2 separate regions of the Homo sapiens genome follow, and region 2 is linked to region 1. The links are chromatin loops, found by intact Hi-C in ENCODE. Cell type or tissue: B cell. All regions are shown on one strand.

Evidence for each region. A loop is a pair of places that touch in the nucleus more often than their neighbours do. Peaks named below come from ENCODE experiments on the same cell type or tissue, not always from the same donor. Only the 100,000 strongest peaks of a DNase experiment are listed, where the experiment ranks them.
Region 2: a loop joins it to region 1, with 2.2 times the contacts of the local background. A loop is called at or near these places in 35 of 110 quality-filtered maps.

What each region holds. Positions count from the first base shown.
Region 1 is chr19:49,203,737-49,211,736 of GRCh38, reverse strand. It overlaps TRPM4 (transient receptor potential cation channel subfamily M member 4), which reads right to left. Exons shown (of 25, transcript NM_017636.4): 21 at 1,332-1,528; 22 at 895-1,027; 23 at 650-722; 24 at 468-573; 25 at 1-243. The coding sequence ends at 239. Among named protein-coding and RNA genes, the nearest start is that of TRPM4, 50 kb to the right of the region's middle. RefSeq lists an enhancer at 468-1,106. In B cell, CTCF peaks have their summits at 3,092 and 3,291 (motif pointing right); DNase peaks (open chromatin) are centred at 1,296, 1,376, 3,386 and 6,416; H3K4me3 peaks cover 366 bases; H3K27ac peaks cover 960 bases.
Region 2 is chr19:49,142,370-49,150,369 of GRCh38, reverse strand. PPFIA3 (PPFI scaffold protein A3) reads right to left here. Exons shown (of 30, transcript NM_003660.4): 21 at 7,366-7,566; 22 at 4,365-4,427; 23 at 4,178-4,204; 24 at 2,112-2,287; 25 at 1,607-1,704; 26 at 1,202-1,377; 27 at 1,045-1,113; 28 at 652-823; 29 at 219-290; 30 at 1-134. The coding sequence ends at 232. Among named protein-coding and RNA genes, the nearest start is that of HRC, 9.0 kb to the left of the region's middle. RefSeq lists an enhancer at 628-847. In B cell, CTCF peaks have their summits at 4,344 (motif pointing right) and 4,357 (motif pointing right); DNase peaks (open chromatin) are centred at 929, 4,099, 4,329 and 7,329; H3K4me3 peaks cover 2,341 bases; H3K27me3 peaks cover 6,882 bases.

The sequences.
Region 1 (8,000 bases):
TAACGGCCCGGGATCCAGGCCTTGATCCTCCCAGGCTGGGACTGGTTCTGGGAGGAGCCGGGCATGCTGTGGTTTGTAAGGATGACACTCCCAAAGGTGGTCCTGACAGTGGCCCAGATGGACATGGGGCTCACCTCAAGGACAAGGCCACCAGGTGCGGGGGCCGAGGCCCAGATGAGCCTTACTCTAGGAGCAAAATCCCCTGTGGGGGCTTCTCCTTGAAGTCCGCCAGCAGGGCTCAGTCTGGGGGAAGAGAGAAAAGAGAGAGCAGGTGATTGGCAGGGAAGGGGAGAGACAGAAAAACTGGGAGACTGGCAAAAAAGAAGAAAGACGAAGGCGAGAGTACAAAAGGCTCAAAGGAGACCAAGAGAGTGACCCAGGGACACTGGAAAGGTGCCGAGAGAGAAAAACACGCAAAAATACAGGAACAGAGGCTGGAGATGCACAGGCTGATGCTACACACTGACCTTTGGACCCAGGCAGGTCAGGGGGTGGCGGCCCACCTGGGGGCAGCAAGGCAGAGCGGCTCAGGGCCTCGGCCACCCACCCCAGGACGCGGCTACACTGCTGGACCTGCGGAATGGGAGGAATGTCAGAGCGGGAGATGGGACCCCTGCCACAGTCCCCCAGCCAGGCCCCAAGGCCTCACCTCCCGCTCCAGCACTTTCAGGCGCTGTTCGTACTCGCGGATGTGTCCCAGCTGTTTCAGTGCCAAGTCCACCCTGAGAAGGGAGGGCCTCTTACCGGGGGCACCCGCAGCCCACCCACCCCCAGGGCTCTGCCTGCTTCCCGGGCCTCCTCCCTCTCTCCCTCCCTCCCAGGACCCTGCCTTCAGCTGAAGTCAGGATCCGCCCCAGGCCAGAAGCCCCATCCCCGACCAGGCCCCGCTCTCACTTCTGGGACGTGCGCTTCAGACGCTCGGAGTCGCTCTCCCGCTTGTCCCTAGCGCGTGCCAGCAGAAAGTTCTCCTTATGCACCGATTCCCACGTTAGCAGCTTCCGCTCGGCTTCCTTAGAAAGGTAAACCCCTGCAGGGGCGGGCGGAGTCAAAGGGCTCAGGCCACGCCCCTTCCCAATCCCAGCTGCCCCTTCCGACACCCTCAGAACACGCACGCTATCCCAGACCCAGCCCCTGGTGATTCGAGAACATGCCCCGCCCCTCACCCGTAAGCACTGCCCCTCAGTGCTTAAGCTCCGCCCCTTGTTGCTTAAACCCCGCCCCTCGCTACCTAAGCCACGCCCGTTAGTCATTTGGGGCATGCCCCCTTCCCCTCGCCTTCCAGGCTCCCGGTCCCCTATATTTCTCCTTTTTAAGCCAAGCTCTGTTCTTACGGAAATGCTCGAGGGCCGGGGAGGACGGCTGGGGGCTCCGGGGTCGCCTGCACAATTGCCTGAGCAGGAGGCGCAAGTGGGAGATGACGATAAAGGGCGGGGCCAGCGCGGGCCGAGAGTGGAATTCCCGGATGAGGCGGTAACGCTGCGCCTTCCAGTAGAGATCGCTGTTGCCCTGTACTTTGCCGAATGTGTAACTGCAAAGGCCAGAGGTCAAAGGTCACTTGAGGTCAGGGCCCAGCCAGGGGCAAGGACGAAGGTTAGATGCCAGGCAATAATTGTTCAGTCTATAGCAGCAGACAGAAGTCAAGATCACTAAAGTCAGAGGTTACAGGATGCGATTAGAAGTCAGGTTAGAGCCAAGGGCGTTTGGTCACGCCTGTAGTCCCAGCACTTTGGGAGGCCGGAGTGGGCGGATCACCTCAGGTCAGGAGTTCGAGACCAGCCTGGCTAACATGGTGAAGCCCCATCTCTACTAAAAATACAAAAATTAGCCAGGCGTGGTGGTGGGCACCTGTAATCCCAGCTACTGGGGAGGCTGAGGCAGGAGAATCGCTTGAACCCAGGAGGTGGAGGTTGCAGTGAGCTGAGATCGTGCCACTGCACTCCAGCCTGGGAGACAGAGTAAGACTCCATCTCAAAAAAAAAAAAAAAAAAAAAAAGTCAGTTTAGAAGGGCCAAGGGTCAGATGTCAGAGGTCAAGTTGGGATGGTATCACGGTATAAGGTGGAGGTTGAAGTCAGGTTAAAGTTGGGCTCCAAAGTTAGCCTGGACACAAATAACTAACATCAGAAATGAAAATGGAGACATTACTACTGACCTTACCGAAATAAAAAGGATTGTATGAGAATACTATCAACAATTATATGTCAACAAACTAGATAAATGAAATGGACAAATTCCTAGGAACACACAAATTAGCTAAGCTGACTCAAGAAAAAACAGAAAATCTCAGTAGAATTATCATAAGAGATTGAATCAAAAACGTTTCAATAAAGAAAAGCCCAAAACCAGATGGCTGTGCTGGTGAATTCTATCAAATATTTAAAGAAGAATTATAATAACAAGGATGTTTCTCAAATTCGTCCAAAAGATTGAAAAGGAGAGAACATTTCCTAACTCATTCTATGAGGCCAGCATTACCGTAATACCAAAGCCAGATAAAGATATCACAAGAAAATTACAGAGCAGTAGCCCTTATGAATATACATGTAAACATCCTGAAAAAATACAAGCAAATCTAATTCAGCAGCACATTAAGTGGATTTTATACCATAACGAAATGGGATTTATCCTAGGAAAGTAAGGGTAGTTAAACATACAAAAATTAATGCAAACACCAAATTAATAGAACAAGGTGTGGGGGAAGCCATATGATCTTCTCAACCAACACAGAAAAGGCATTTGACAAAATTCAACAACACTTCACGATTTTTTTTTTTTTTTTTTGATGGAGTCTTGCTCTGTCCCACAGGCTGGAGTGCAGTGGCACAATCTCGGCTCACTGCAAGCTCCGCCTCCTGGGTTCATGCCATTCTCTTGCCTCAGCCTCCTGAGTAGCTGGGACTACAGGCACCCACCACCACGCTCAGCTAACTTTTTGTATTTTTAGTAAAGATGGGGTTTCACCATGTGTGGGCGGCAAGCCACCCAGGTGCCAAGGCAAGAGACCGAGGGCACAAGCTGTTCCAGTGTAATAAAACATATAAAATAACAAGAGTTATACTAGATATAGATCATAGATATGATTATATATGAATATCAATCATTAGTTTGTAGCAATTACTCTTTATTTCAATATTATAATAATCCTTGCTTTACAATCATAACCTAGGAAAAACCAAGCCATACAGAGATAGGAGCTGAAGGGGCATGATGAGAAGTGACCAGAAGACAGAGTGTGAGCCTTCTGTTATTCCTGGACAGGGCCACCAGAGGGCTCCTTGGTCTAGCGGTAACGCCAGCATCTGGGAAGATTCCCGTTACCAAGCGGACCGTGGTCTAGAGGTAGCGTCAGTGCCAAGGAAAAGCACCCACTACTTAGCAGACCGGGAAAGGGAGTCTCCCTTTCCCCGGGGGAGTTTAGAGAAGACTGCTCCACCACCTCTTGTGGAGGGCCTGACTGATGTCAGGCCCGCCCGCAGTTATCCAGGGGCCTAACCGTCTCCCTGTGATGCTGTGCTTCAGCGGTCACACTCCTGTTTCACTTTCATGTTCCACTCTGTACAGCTGGCTCTGCCCTCTAGATAGCAGTAGCAAAATTAGTGAAAGTATTAAAGTATTAAAGTCTTTGATCTTTCTTAAAAGAGCATAGAAGAAATAATGATGTAAGCTGTCCTCTCTCTCTCCGCCTTGGCTACCTAACAGGGAAGGGCCCCTGTCCAGTGGACATGTGACTCACGTGACCTTATCAATCATTGGAGATGACTCACACTCTTTACCCTGCCCCTTTTGCTTTGTATCCAATAAATAACAGCGCAGCCAGGCATTAGGGGCCACTGTCGGTCTCCACGTCTTGGTGGTAGTGGTCCCCCAGGCCCAGCTGTCTTTTCTTTGATCTCTTTGTCTTGTGTCTTCATTTCTACAATCTCTTGTCTCTGCACACGGGGAGAAAAACCCACAGACCTTGTAGGGCTGGCCCCTACAACCGTGTTAGCCAGGATGGTCTCGATCTCCTGACCTCATGATCTGCCCACCTCGGCCTCCCAAAGTGCTGGGATTGCAGGCTTGAGCCACCATGCATGGCTTTTTTTTTTTTTTTTTTTTTTTGAGACAAGGTTTCACTCTGTTGGTGGCACAATCATGATGGTGGTGAAATCATGGCTCACTGAAGCCACAGCCTTGACCTCCTGGGCTCAAGCCTTCCTCCCACCTCAGCCTCTTGAGTAGCTGGGACTACAGGCATGCACCACCACGCCTGGCAAATTTTTTATTTTTTTATTGAGATAAGGTCTCACTATGTTGCCCAGGTCGGTCTTGAACTCCTGGCCTCAAGTGATCCTCCCACTTTGGCTCCCTAAAGTATTGTGATTGCAGGCACAAGCCACCATGCATCATAATTTTTAAAAATCGTAAACTAGGAATAGAAATAAACTTTCTCAACATGAGAAAAGGTACTTCTGAAAAACCCACAGCTACCGTCATACCCAATGGTGAAAGAGTGAAAGCTTTCTGCCTAAGATCAGGGACAAGACAAGGATGTCCACTTTTACCACTGCTATTCCACATTGTGCTGGAAGTTCTGGCTAGAACAATTAAACAAGAAAAAAAATAAAAGGCATCCAAATTGGAAAGGAAGAAGTAAAAATATCTCTATTCACAGATGACATGATCCTATATATAGGAAATGCCAGAGAATCACAAGAAAGCTTCTAGGGCTGCAGATTCAGCAAAGTTGCAGGGTACAAGATCACACAAAAATCAGTTGTGTTTCTACACACCCGCAATGAACAATCCAAAAAGGAAATTAAGAAAGCAATTCCACTTACAACAGTATCTAAAGGTTAAGCACCTAGGAATAAAGTTAACCAAAAGGGTGAACAATTTGTAGCCTGAAAACTACCAAATACTGCTGGAAAAGCATTAAAAAGAACACCTAGATGAAATATCAATACTACCCGAAGCAATCTACAGATTCAACGCAATCCCTCGGAAAATTCCAACAACTGGCCGGGCGCGGTGGCTCACACCTGTAATCCCAGAACTTTGGGAGGCCAAGGCGGGTGGATCACCTGAGGTCGGGAGTTCGAGACCAGCCTGACCAACATGGAGAAACCCTGTCTCTACTAAAAATACAAAATTAGCCGGGCGTGGTGGCACATGCCTATAAGCCCAGCTACTCAGGAGGCTGAGGCAGGAGAATCGCTTGAGCCCGGGAGGCAGAGGTTGTGGTGAGCTGAGATCGCGCCATTGCACTCCAGCCTGGGCAACAAGAGTGAAACTCTGTCTCAAAAAAAAGAAAAAAAAAAAAGGAAAAAAAAAGAAAATTCCAACAACCTTTTTGACAGACATGGAAACTCTGATCTTTAAGTTCATATAGAATTGCAGGAGGCCCAGAATAGCCAAAACAATCTTGAAAAATAACAAAGGAGACTCATACTTCCAATGTCAAAATTTGCTACAAACCTACAGTAATCAACACTGTGTGGGCTAGACATGGTGGCTCACGCCTGTAATCCCAGCACCTTGGAAAGCCGAGGCAGATCACCTGAGGTCAGGAGTTCAAGACTAGCCTGGCCAACATGGTGAAACCCTGTCTCTACCAAAAATACAAAAAAATTAGCCGGGCGTGGTGGCAGGTGCCTGTAATCCCAGCTACTCAGGAGGCTGAGTTAGGAGAATCGTTTGAATCCAGGATGCGGATGTTGCAGTGAGCAGAGATCGTGCCACTGCAATCCCGCCTGGGTGACAAGAGCGAGACTCCGTCTCAAAAAAAACCCAAAAAACTGTGTGGTTCTGGCATAAGGATAGACGCAATCCAGTGGAATAGAATTGAAAGTCCAGAAATAAACTCATAAATCTATGAGTGTCATGCATTGAATTGTATCCCGCTAAAGATATGTTGAAGTCCGGCCGGGTCCAGTGGCTCACGGCTGTAATCCCAGCACTTTGGGAGGCCGAGGCAGGTGCATCACCTGAGGTCAGGAGTTTGAGATCGGCCTGGGCAACATGGTGAAACCCCGTCCCTACTAAAAATACAAAAATTAGCTGTGTATAGTGGCAGGCACCTGTAATCCCAGCTACTCGGGAGGCTGAGGCAGGAGAATCCCTTGAACCCAGGAGGTGGAGGTTGCAGTGAGCCGAGATCACGCCATTGCACTCCAACCTGGGTGACAGAGCAAGACTCTGTCTCCAAAAAAAAAAAAAAAAAAAAAAAAAAGTTGAAGTCATAACCCATAGTGCCTCAGAATGAGACCTTTTTAAATTTTTTATTTATGAAATATGTGGCTTTATTCGGAAATAGAGTTTACACATGTGATCAAGTTAAAATGAAGTTATTAGCATGGTCCCTAATCCAATTTAAGTAACGTTTTATTAAAAGGGGAAATCTGGAAGATGAAAGCAGAAGTTTCAATGACGCAACTAGAAGCCAAAGATGGCCAGCAAAGCACTAGACGTGACAGGAGGGGCATGGAACAGACTCTCCCCGACATCCCTCAGAAGAAAACAGCTTGACGGATGCCTTGATTTTGGACCTCTAGCATCCAGAATTGTGAGACAATTTCTGTGATTTAAAGCCACACAGTTTTTGGTACTCTGGCGGCCCTAGGAAACTAATACAATAGGTCCAGCACAGGGGCTTGTGCCTATAATCCCAGCACTTTGGAAGGCCAAGGCAAGAGGACTGCTTGAGCCCAGGGGTTCAAGATCAGCCTGGGCAATATAGTAAGACCCCATCTCTGAAAAAAAAAAAAAAAAAAAAACAACCAAAGCCAATGAAATTTTATATTTTCTCAGCAAAAATCATGCCAACAAGAAAGGAAGCAAACAGAGAGACCTAACATAGGATTAAAAAGGAGTTTCATTAAAAAAAAAAAAAATAGCCGCTGGGCACGGTGGCTCACGCCTGTAATCCCAGCACTTTGGGATCCAGCCGAGATGGGTGGATCACAAGGTCAGGAGATCGAGACCATCCTGGATAACATGGTGAAACCCCGTTTCTACTAAAAATAAATAAATAAAATAAAAGTAAAAAAAAAATTAAAAAAACAAGCCAGGTATGGTGGCACGTAACTGTAGTCCCAGCTACTTGGGAGGCTGAGGTGGGAGGATCACTTGAGCCCAGGAGGTTGAGGCTGCAGGTGTGAAGTGGTATCTCATTTCTGGTGTTTTGGTAGAGACAGCAGCCTCGCTATGTTGCCCAGGCTGGTCTCGAACTCTTGTGCTCAAGCAATCCTCCCACCTCAGCCCCCCAAAGTGCTGGGATTACAGGCATGAGCCACTACACCCAGCTGGATGACTATAATTTTTACAAAAGGAAAATAACAAGTGTTGGCTAGGATGTGGAGAAATTAAAACCCTCATACACTGCTGGTGAGAATGGAAAATGGTGCAGCTGCTGTGGAAACCAGTTTGGTGGTTTCTCAAAAAGCTATACATAGAATTACCACATGACCGAGGAATTCCACTTTGAGATACACACCCAAAGGAAATAAAAACAAGGATTCAAATAGATACTTGCATGCCAATGTTCCAACAAACATTAGTCACAATAGCCAAAAGGCAGAAAGAACCCAAGTGTTCATCAACAGATGAGCGGGTAAATCAAATGTGGTCTTCTTTTTTTGAGATGGAGTCTCGCTCTGTTGCCCAGGCTGGAGTGCAGTGGCACGATCTTGGCTCACTGTAGCCTCCGCCTCCTGGGTTCAAGCGACTCTCGTGCCTGAGCCTCCCAAGTAGCTGGAATTACAGACATGAGCCCAGCTAATTTTTGTATTTTTAGTAAAAAGGGGGTCCTGCCACGTTGGCCAGGCTGGTCTCGAACTCCTGACCTCAGGTGATCCACCCGCCTAGGCCTCCCAAAGTGCTGGGATTACAGGCATGAGCCACCACGCTGGGCCCAAATGTGGTCTATTTGTACAATAGAATATTACTCATTCATAAAACGGAATGAATGAAGTTCTGATGCACACTACAACAGGGATGAGCCTTGAAAACATGCTCAGTAAA
Region 2 (8,000 bases), 61 kb after region 1:
CTCCCGCTGGTCTGTACAGATGGTCCAGTCCTCGGCGCGAGCTCCCCCGCCCGCTCTCCCCGGCGAGGCCACAGTCCGGGCAGGAGAGGGAACAGCCCAGCCTCGGGAAGATTCTTCCGTCCGAGTGAGGTCACCTGCATGACGCCGGGCAGCGCGTGGAGCAGTGAAGATCCACCGTGCCGCCCCGCACCCCCAAGGTCGCCCAGCACGGTCCTCACCTGGAGGCCTGCACTAGCAGGAATAGGTCCGGACCGAAACGCCGTCTGCCCGGGAACTCCCAGAAGTCTGGCCTGGAGGGAGAGCGAGCAGCGGTTCAGCCTGGAGCACCCTCCTCCCTGTTCCTCTCCAGGATTCCTCCCTTTGGACTTCCCTTCCCGATGTCACAACGATCGCCGGGCTCCACATGGGTTTCCCTCCCTTCCCCGCAGCCAAGGACTCAAACTCGCATTGGGCGAGTTCACTCCCGCCCTGGGAAGGGGGAGTGGGATTTATCCATTTCATCCTGACGGGGGAGTCCGGAACGTTGGAGCAGTCCATTCCTCAGGGGTGGGCGAGAAAGGACTAGGCCATTCCAGAACCCGGACTACTGAGGTGGTCCATGCCCCACCCTAGGGAAGCGAGGAAGGGCTGTCGCATTTGGGAGCCCCCCACCTTCTGGCTGCAGCTTGCGGAGAGGGAGCCCCGGAGAGCCCAGGGCTCCCGCTGCAGCCGAACGAAAGTTGGGGGGCAACATCTCAGCTGAGTCGGGAGTTACGCCTCGGAGGTCCTTCTCCCGGAACATCTTCCGCCAGGATGGGGAGCGGCTGAAAGACTTGGCGCTGTCCTAGGTATAGGAGCCGGACAGCCGGTGAGGGACTCCTGCCTTGTCTGACTCCGCCCCTTCCTTTGACTCCACCCCTCTCCGGGTCTCACCTCTCCTTTAACCCCGCCCCTCTCCTGGCCCCGCCTCCAACCGTGACCATTAATAGTCAGGCCCCGCCCCCTCAGCTCAGCCTCTCGAGGAGCCGCTGGGAGCAGAGCCCTCTGAGCTGTTGCCGCGCCCACCTCGTCCAGCCGCCTGTCTGTGCCTAAGGAGATAAGGTTGCTGAATTCCTTCTCCAGAAGCTGCCGGGCCTGGAAAGAGGAGGTGGAGGGGGCGGTTGGAGCGTGCAGTCTGCGAGGTGGGGACGCCCAGCATGCTCCGGGCCCAGCGGCAGCTCACCTGTGCATTCTGCGTGGGGATCTGCAGGAGCAAGGCCAGGTCGGAGTAGTCGAAGGTCTCGTCCAGGGCGAGCAGTGCCCCGTGTACCCCGCTCTCCGTGAGGTTCGTGGCAAATTCCTTCAGGCCCAGCCCGGACACCCAACCCATGACCCGCTCATTGGACCACACCATCACGTCTGGGGACGGAAGGGACCCTCAGCCGTGCCCCTCCCGTGGCCTGGAGAGTTCAGTTTAGCCCATACCTCCACCTCCATTTGGTCTCTTCGGGCCACGCCCCCCACGCTGGCTCCACCCCCACGGTTATGGTGCCAATTTGCTTCTCCGGTCTCCCCCTACCCCCTCTCCTCCCCATCCAGCTCCACGCCCTCCACCTGGCTCCCAAAGGGACCCTTAGGCTCTACTCACCTCGGATCTGGGTCTGACTTTCTTCCCGCCTCCGCTCCAGGTCCTTCCGGTCATAGTTGAGCCGTTTCAGGCACATAATCCCATAATGTAGACTCACCCTGAGCAGCAGGGGAAGTGGAGTCACGGATGAGCTTTCCAGTCCCCTAGACTGCTGCTCCTACGGGTCCCTCCCCACTGGCTGCGCTCTTCTTGGAAAGGGTGGGGAGCTGATAAGTTCTATTGACTGTTGACCCCCTCAGGAGGTGAGGCATTTTCAATAATAGGCACTTCCTACTGGCCAGCCTGGAAGGGGTCCAGGGTTAACTAGCCAAGCCATTTCAGGATCTGAACTTTTCCTGTGGACCATCTCATTGGTGAAAGGAGCACAGAGTCAGGATTTCCTGAGAACTCAGGCTAAAAGGGCCAAGATAAGCCTGGGAATCTCCCATGGCCAATCCTATTGGCCAAAGACTCTCTGGGGTGGGGCTTCCCTTTGGACTGTCCCCACTGGCCAGGCAGCCCCCACCTGTGAAAGCTGTCCACCATCTTGAGTTGGCCCCGGAGCTCCTTCTTGTTAAGGTGATCTAACATTCGAGCGTCCACCAGCGACTCCATGAAGTAGCTGCGGTATTGGGGCAGCCCCAGGCTGGGCAGCCAGTCGTTCCCCACCCACTCGTGGTTCATGTCGCCATATGCCAGGATCTGGGGCCATGGGCAGGTGAGGGAAGAGTCAGGCCCTCTGGCCCCTTCCCACTGTGCATGAGAGGGGTACAGTCCAACCTCCCAATCCAAGGTTTTTTCCCACCCCATGGTAGGACAATGACCAATCTCTGCTCAGGATAATGGACCAATCCAGAGTTGTCTCCTAGCCCTTCATGACAGCATATACTCTTGGCTACTCAAACAGTTGTCCTGAGACCTAGAGCGTCACCATCACCTGTGGACTTGCTGGAATTGCAGAATCTCAGACCTTACTCCAGACCTACTGAAGTCGGTATCGGCATTTTCACAAGACCCTCAGGTGATTCGAAATATACATTATATTTATTTTTAAATTTCTTTCTTTCTCTCTTTCTCTCTCTCTCTCTCTCTCTCTCTTTCTGAAAGAGTCTGCTATGTCACCCAGGCTGGAGCGCGGTGGCACGATCTCGTCTCACTGCAACCTCCCCATCCCAGGTTCAAGCAATTCTCTTGCCTCAGCCTTCGAGTAGCTGGGATTACAGGTACGAGCCACCACGCCCGGCTAATTTTTGTATTTTTTAGTAGAGACGGCGTTTCACCATGTTGGCCAGGCTGGTCTCAAACTCCTGACCTCAAGGGATCCGCCCACCTCAGCCTCCCAACGTGCTGGGATTACAGGCATGAGCCACCGCGCCTGGCTGTATTTGTTTATTTTTTAGAGACAGGGTCTTACTATGTTGCCCAGGTTGACCTCAGCTTCGTGGGCTCAAGCGGTCCTCCTGCCTCAGTCTTCCAAGTAGCTGAGACTACAGGTGTGTGCCACCCCACTACACATTAAATTTGGGGAAGCACTGCTTTAACTCTGTCTCACTGCAGTCCAACGTCACTAAACCCCCAAGTCAGGACAATGGACTCTTTCAAGGCAGCTCTCCCACTAAGAAAGGGCCATCACTCTTGCAATGTCCTGAAAATACTTGTCTAATGTTATATCTGGCCCAGGACAATATTCCAGATGAGTCCCAAGTCCCTCACTCCTTTCAGCATCAGCACAAAATCCACGCCTCCCCCTGGCTGGAAATATGTGATCTATGACCACAGTCAAACATAATTCCTCCGTGGACAGTGAGTTCATGCCTCTTGGGTTTTTTTGTTAGTTTATTTGTTTGGTTTTTATGAGATGGAATCTGGCTCTATCACCCAGGCTGGAGTACAATGGTGCAATCTCGGCTCAGTGCAACCTCTACCTCCTGGGTTCAAGCGATTCTCCTGCCTCAGCCTCCCAAGTAGCTGGGATTACATACGCTAGCCACTGCACCCGGCTAATTTTTGTATTTTTAGTAGACACAGGGTTTCACCATGTTGGCCAGACTGGTCTCAAACTCCTGACCTCAGGTGATCTGCCCACCTCAGCCTCCTAAAGTGCTGGAATTACAGGCGTGAGCCACTGCGCCCGGCCGCCTCTTGTTTCTTGAGAACAAAGTGTAGCTCCTCCTCCCCAACTTCTCATTCAGCCTGGCTGCCTCACCACCACCACAGCCAGTGTGTCCTCCTTGGCCCTGGTACACTGAGCAGTCCACTGTAGCCCCCGCCCCCTCCACTATAGGGACACCGGCTGCTCAGTCTCTCCTGAGCTACAGAATTGAAGCCCCTTAGAGCCCCCACAACCCACGATGATGAAATGGTCCATGCATAAGGCTGACTATGCAACAGTCTGGGCTTCCACATCGCATCCCCTCTACCCTCCCCACCGCCAAGCCATAATGGAACAGTCCAGAGCCAAGCTTGGCGCAGCGCCCCCCCATGGGGATGATGGCATGTTCTGGTGAAGGCAGGGGCAGGGCTCGGAGGAGGGGCATCCATGCGTCGTGCACAGCCTGTTCATGCGCTCACGCCCCGCCCCGCGCCCCCTACCTGCTCCCAGCTGATCTCCTTGGTCTCCTGACCCGTTAGTAGGAAGAGGGGAGAGAAGGGGTGAGTTAAGGGGCAGGCAGAGGAGGACGCAAGGAGCGGACTTAGGGATGGCCACAGACTCGGTCCCCGCCCCCACCCCCAAAGAAGGTTAGTGCCACCCCCAAGGCGGCCGGCAGGGGGCACTCACGGGCTTGGTCGTGGCCGTAAGGGACTCCATCTCCTCGTGTGTCATCCACACGTTTCCTGTGGACTGAGGGGCAGGGAGTGTTAATGGATGGTGGGAGAGGGCTTCGCGTGGGGGAGAGGAAGGAGGGTGTCCTCCTGAAGGCCCTGGGCCACACGTTTATGTCCCTCCTGCTTTCTGGGGCAAGCAGTAACAGAGAAAAGGAATGATTCTTATTATAGGGCACCTGCCATGTACCAGGCAATGTGACTTTGGAGTTGAACAAATTCAGGTTGGAATTGGGACCCTGCCATGCATTTTGCTGTGTGGCCCTGTGCAAATGACGTCACCTCGCTGACCTCACACAGAGGTACAGAATGAGGATTCAGAAGTGGGGGACAGACACAGCCATGGTGCAAATGTTTAGGGAGTATGGCGGGGGGGGTTCACATTTATTGAGCTTCTGCTCCCAACAACCTCACGAGTTAGGAATCCATACAAGGATAAAAACATTTATGTACTTCTGGTGAGTGTCAGGCACCAGTCACCGTCATAGGGTGTGGGATATGGCAAGGGACACGACAGACACTTTTCGTCCTAGTGGGGGAGAAACAATGAACATATTTTAAGTATGTTGGGGAAATTTGAATACAGAGTGAATAGTAAATGAAATTAACAACTGTGGCCAGGCGTGGTGGCTCACACCTGTAGTGCCAGCACTTTGGGAGGCTGAGGCGGGCACATCACTTTTGGAGATTGAAGACTAGCCTGGCCAACCTGGAGAAACCCCATCTCTACTAAAAATACAAAAATTAGGCTGAGAGTGGTCTAGCACTTCGGGAGGCAGAGGCGGGTGGATCACCTGAGGTCAGGAGTTCAAGACCAGCCTGGCCAACGTTGGTGAAACCCTATCTCTACTAAAAATACAAAAATTAGCTGGGCATGGTGGCGTGTGCCTTTAATCCCAGCTACTCAGGAGGCTGAGGCAGGAGAATCACTTGAACCAGGGAGACGGAGGTTGCAGTGAGCCAAGATCGCACCACTGCACTCCAGCCTGGGCGACAGAGTGAAACTCCATCTCAAAAAAAAAAAAAAAAGAAAGAAAAGAAAAGAAAAAGAAATTAACAACAATGTGAATGCCCTTAGGTGTGATAAAGGATGTGGTGTTTACAAGGAAGAAAAAGACCCACTAAAGTAATTTTGGGGGCTAAGATGTTATGACTTTCTCCAATTACATTCAAGTACAGGTCTCTGAGCATCCCCAACCTGAAAATCCAAAATCCAAAATGCTCCAAAATTCTAAACTTTTTTTTTTTTGGATGCACTCTTTCTCTGTCACCCAGGCTGCAGTACAGTGGGACAATCACAGCTCACTGCAGCCTCGACCTCCTGGGCTCAAAGGATCCTCCCACCTCAGCCTCCTGAGTAGCTAGGACTACAGGTATACGCCACCACACCCGACTAATTTTTGTATTTTTAGTAGAGATGGGGTTTTGCCATGTTGCCCAGGCTGGTCTCGAACTCCCGGGTTCAAGAGATCGGCCATCCAAAGCCTCCCAAAATGCTGGAATTACAGGTGTGAGCCACAGTGCTTGGCCCTAAACTTACGTGCTGACACGAAGCCACAAGAGGAAAATCCCCCACCTGACCTCATGTGACAAGTCACAAACAAAATGCAGTCAAAACTTTGTTTCATGCACAAAGCTATTTAAAATATTGTAGGCCGGGCACGGTGGCTCACGCCTGTAATCCCAGCACTTTGGGAGGCTGAGGCAGGTGGATCACGAGGTCAGGAGTTCAAGACCAGCCTGGCCAAGATGGTGAAACCCCATCTCTACTAAGAATACAAAAATTAGCAGGGCGTGGTGGTGGGCGCCTATAATCCCAGCTACTCGGAAGGTTGAGGCAGAGGATTGGAATTGCTTGCACCCAGGAGGCAGAGGTTGCAGTGAGTCGAGGTCGCACCATTGCACTCCAGCCTTGGCGACAAAGCAAGACTCCCATCTCGAAAAAATAAAATAAAAATAAAAAATAAAATATTGTATAAAATTCTTTTTAGGCATGTGTATGAGATGCATATGAAACATAAATGAATTTCATGTTTAGGCTTGGCTCCCATCCCCAAGATATTTCATTTATATGCAAATATTCAAAAAAAACTTTTTAAAATCAGAAATTCTAAACACTTCTGGTCCCACGTATTTCAAGTAAGGGACACTCAACCTGTACTCCCCACTCCCCGCCTCCACCCCACACACACAACAGAGCAAGTACAGCAAAAGTTTGAGAATCGCTGAACTGGGTACACATGATTTTCTGTATGTTTGAAATGTCTCGTAATCAAAAGTTGGAACGAGGGCCAGGCGTAGGGGCTCACGCCTGTAATCTCAACACTTTGGGAGGCCGAGGCGGGCGGATCACCTGAGGTCGGGAGTTCAAGACCAGTCTGGCCAACGTGTCAAAACCCTGTCTCTACTAAAAATACAAAAATTAACTGGGCGTGGTGGCGGGCGCCTGTAATCCCAGCTACTCAGGAGGCTGAGACAGGAGAATGGCTTGAACCCGGGAGGCAGGGGTTGCAGTGAGCGGAGATAGCGCCATTGCACTCCAGCCTGGACAACAAGAGCGAAACTCTGTCTCCAAAAAAAAAGGAAAGAAAAGATAAAATAATTAGAAGGCAATAAATGCTATGGGGAAAATTAGAAGGTGCTGATATGCCGGAATGATGGGGAAACTCGTTTAGCTGACAAAGAAAGCTTCTTAGAGGTGGTGACATTTGAGTGGGACAGCAAATGCCGAGGAGAGGGAGAGAGTCAGGGAAGGAGGTGGCCTGGGCCCCTCCTGGAGTACCACAGGGACGGACCACAGGCCAAGTTAGGAGTGGAGGGGAGGCTGAGGGGGGTAAAAGCCAATGAGAAGCAGGGTCGTGGGACAGGGGAGTGAGCAGGCCCAGGATTGGCTAGACTGAGGGCAAGAGGCGGGGCTCTGAGGAAGCGAAGGCTGGAATTGGCCGCCGGACACTCACAGTGCGGGAGGAGGCGGGGGCTGAGGGCGAGGTGAGCGAGACCATCTCCTGGATGGCGAGGCGTAGCTTGAGTCGGTGCAGCGGGTTGCTGATGCCGATCTCGCGCTGGATCTCCGTGTCTGACAGGTTGGCCATGATGGCACCGCTCTTGACATTGGCCCGGCAGGCGGCCACATACCAGGCAGGCATGCCCACCCACAGCTGCAGCGGAGGGACAGAGGGACAGAGGGGACAGAGGGACAGAGGAGGAGAAAATCGGAGAGATGGGGGAACAGGGAGGTGGGGAAAGGCAAGGGGGTGGGGAGCGAAACAGAGACGTGGGAAAGTTCGCAAGGAGAAGAAACAGGACAAGGAAAAGAGACGTGGACGAGATGAGGGAGAGTCCGAGGGAGACAAATAGGGAGAGAAACGGGGGGCGGGGGGCGGGTGGGGGAAGAGGGAGAGGGAGAGAGAAAGAGAGAGAGAGAGAAAGAAATAGAGAGAGAGAAATAGAGGGTGGGGAGAGACAGGAAGCCGGAGACAGGGAGACATCGGCAGGGCGATCGGAGACATGAGGAGAAATATGGGGAATGACAAAAGCGTGGTCAGAGATGGGAATGGTGCCGAAAAATAGAGACAGAGAATCCAGAAAGAGA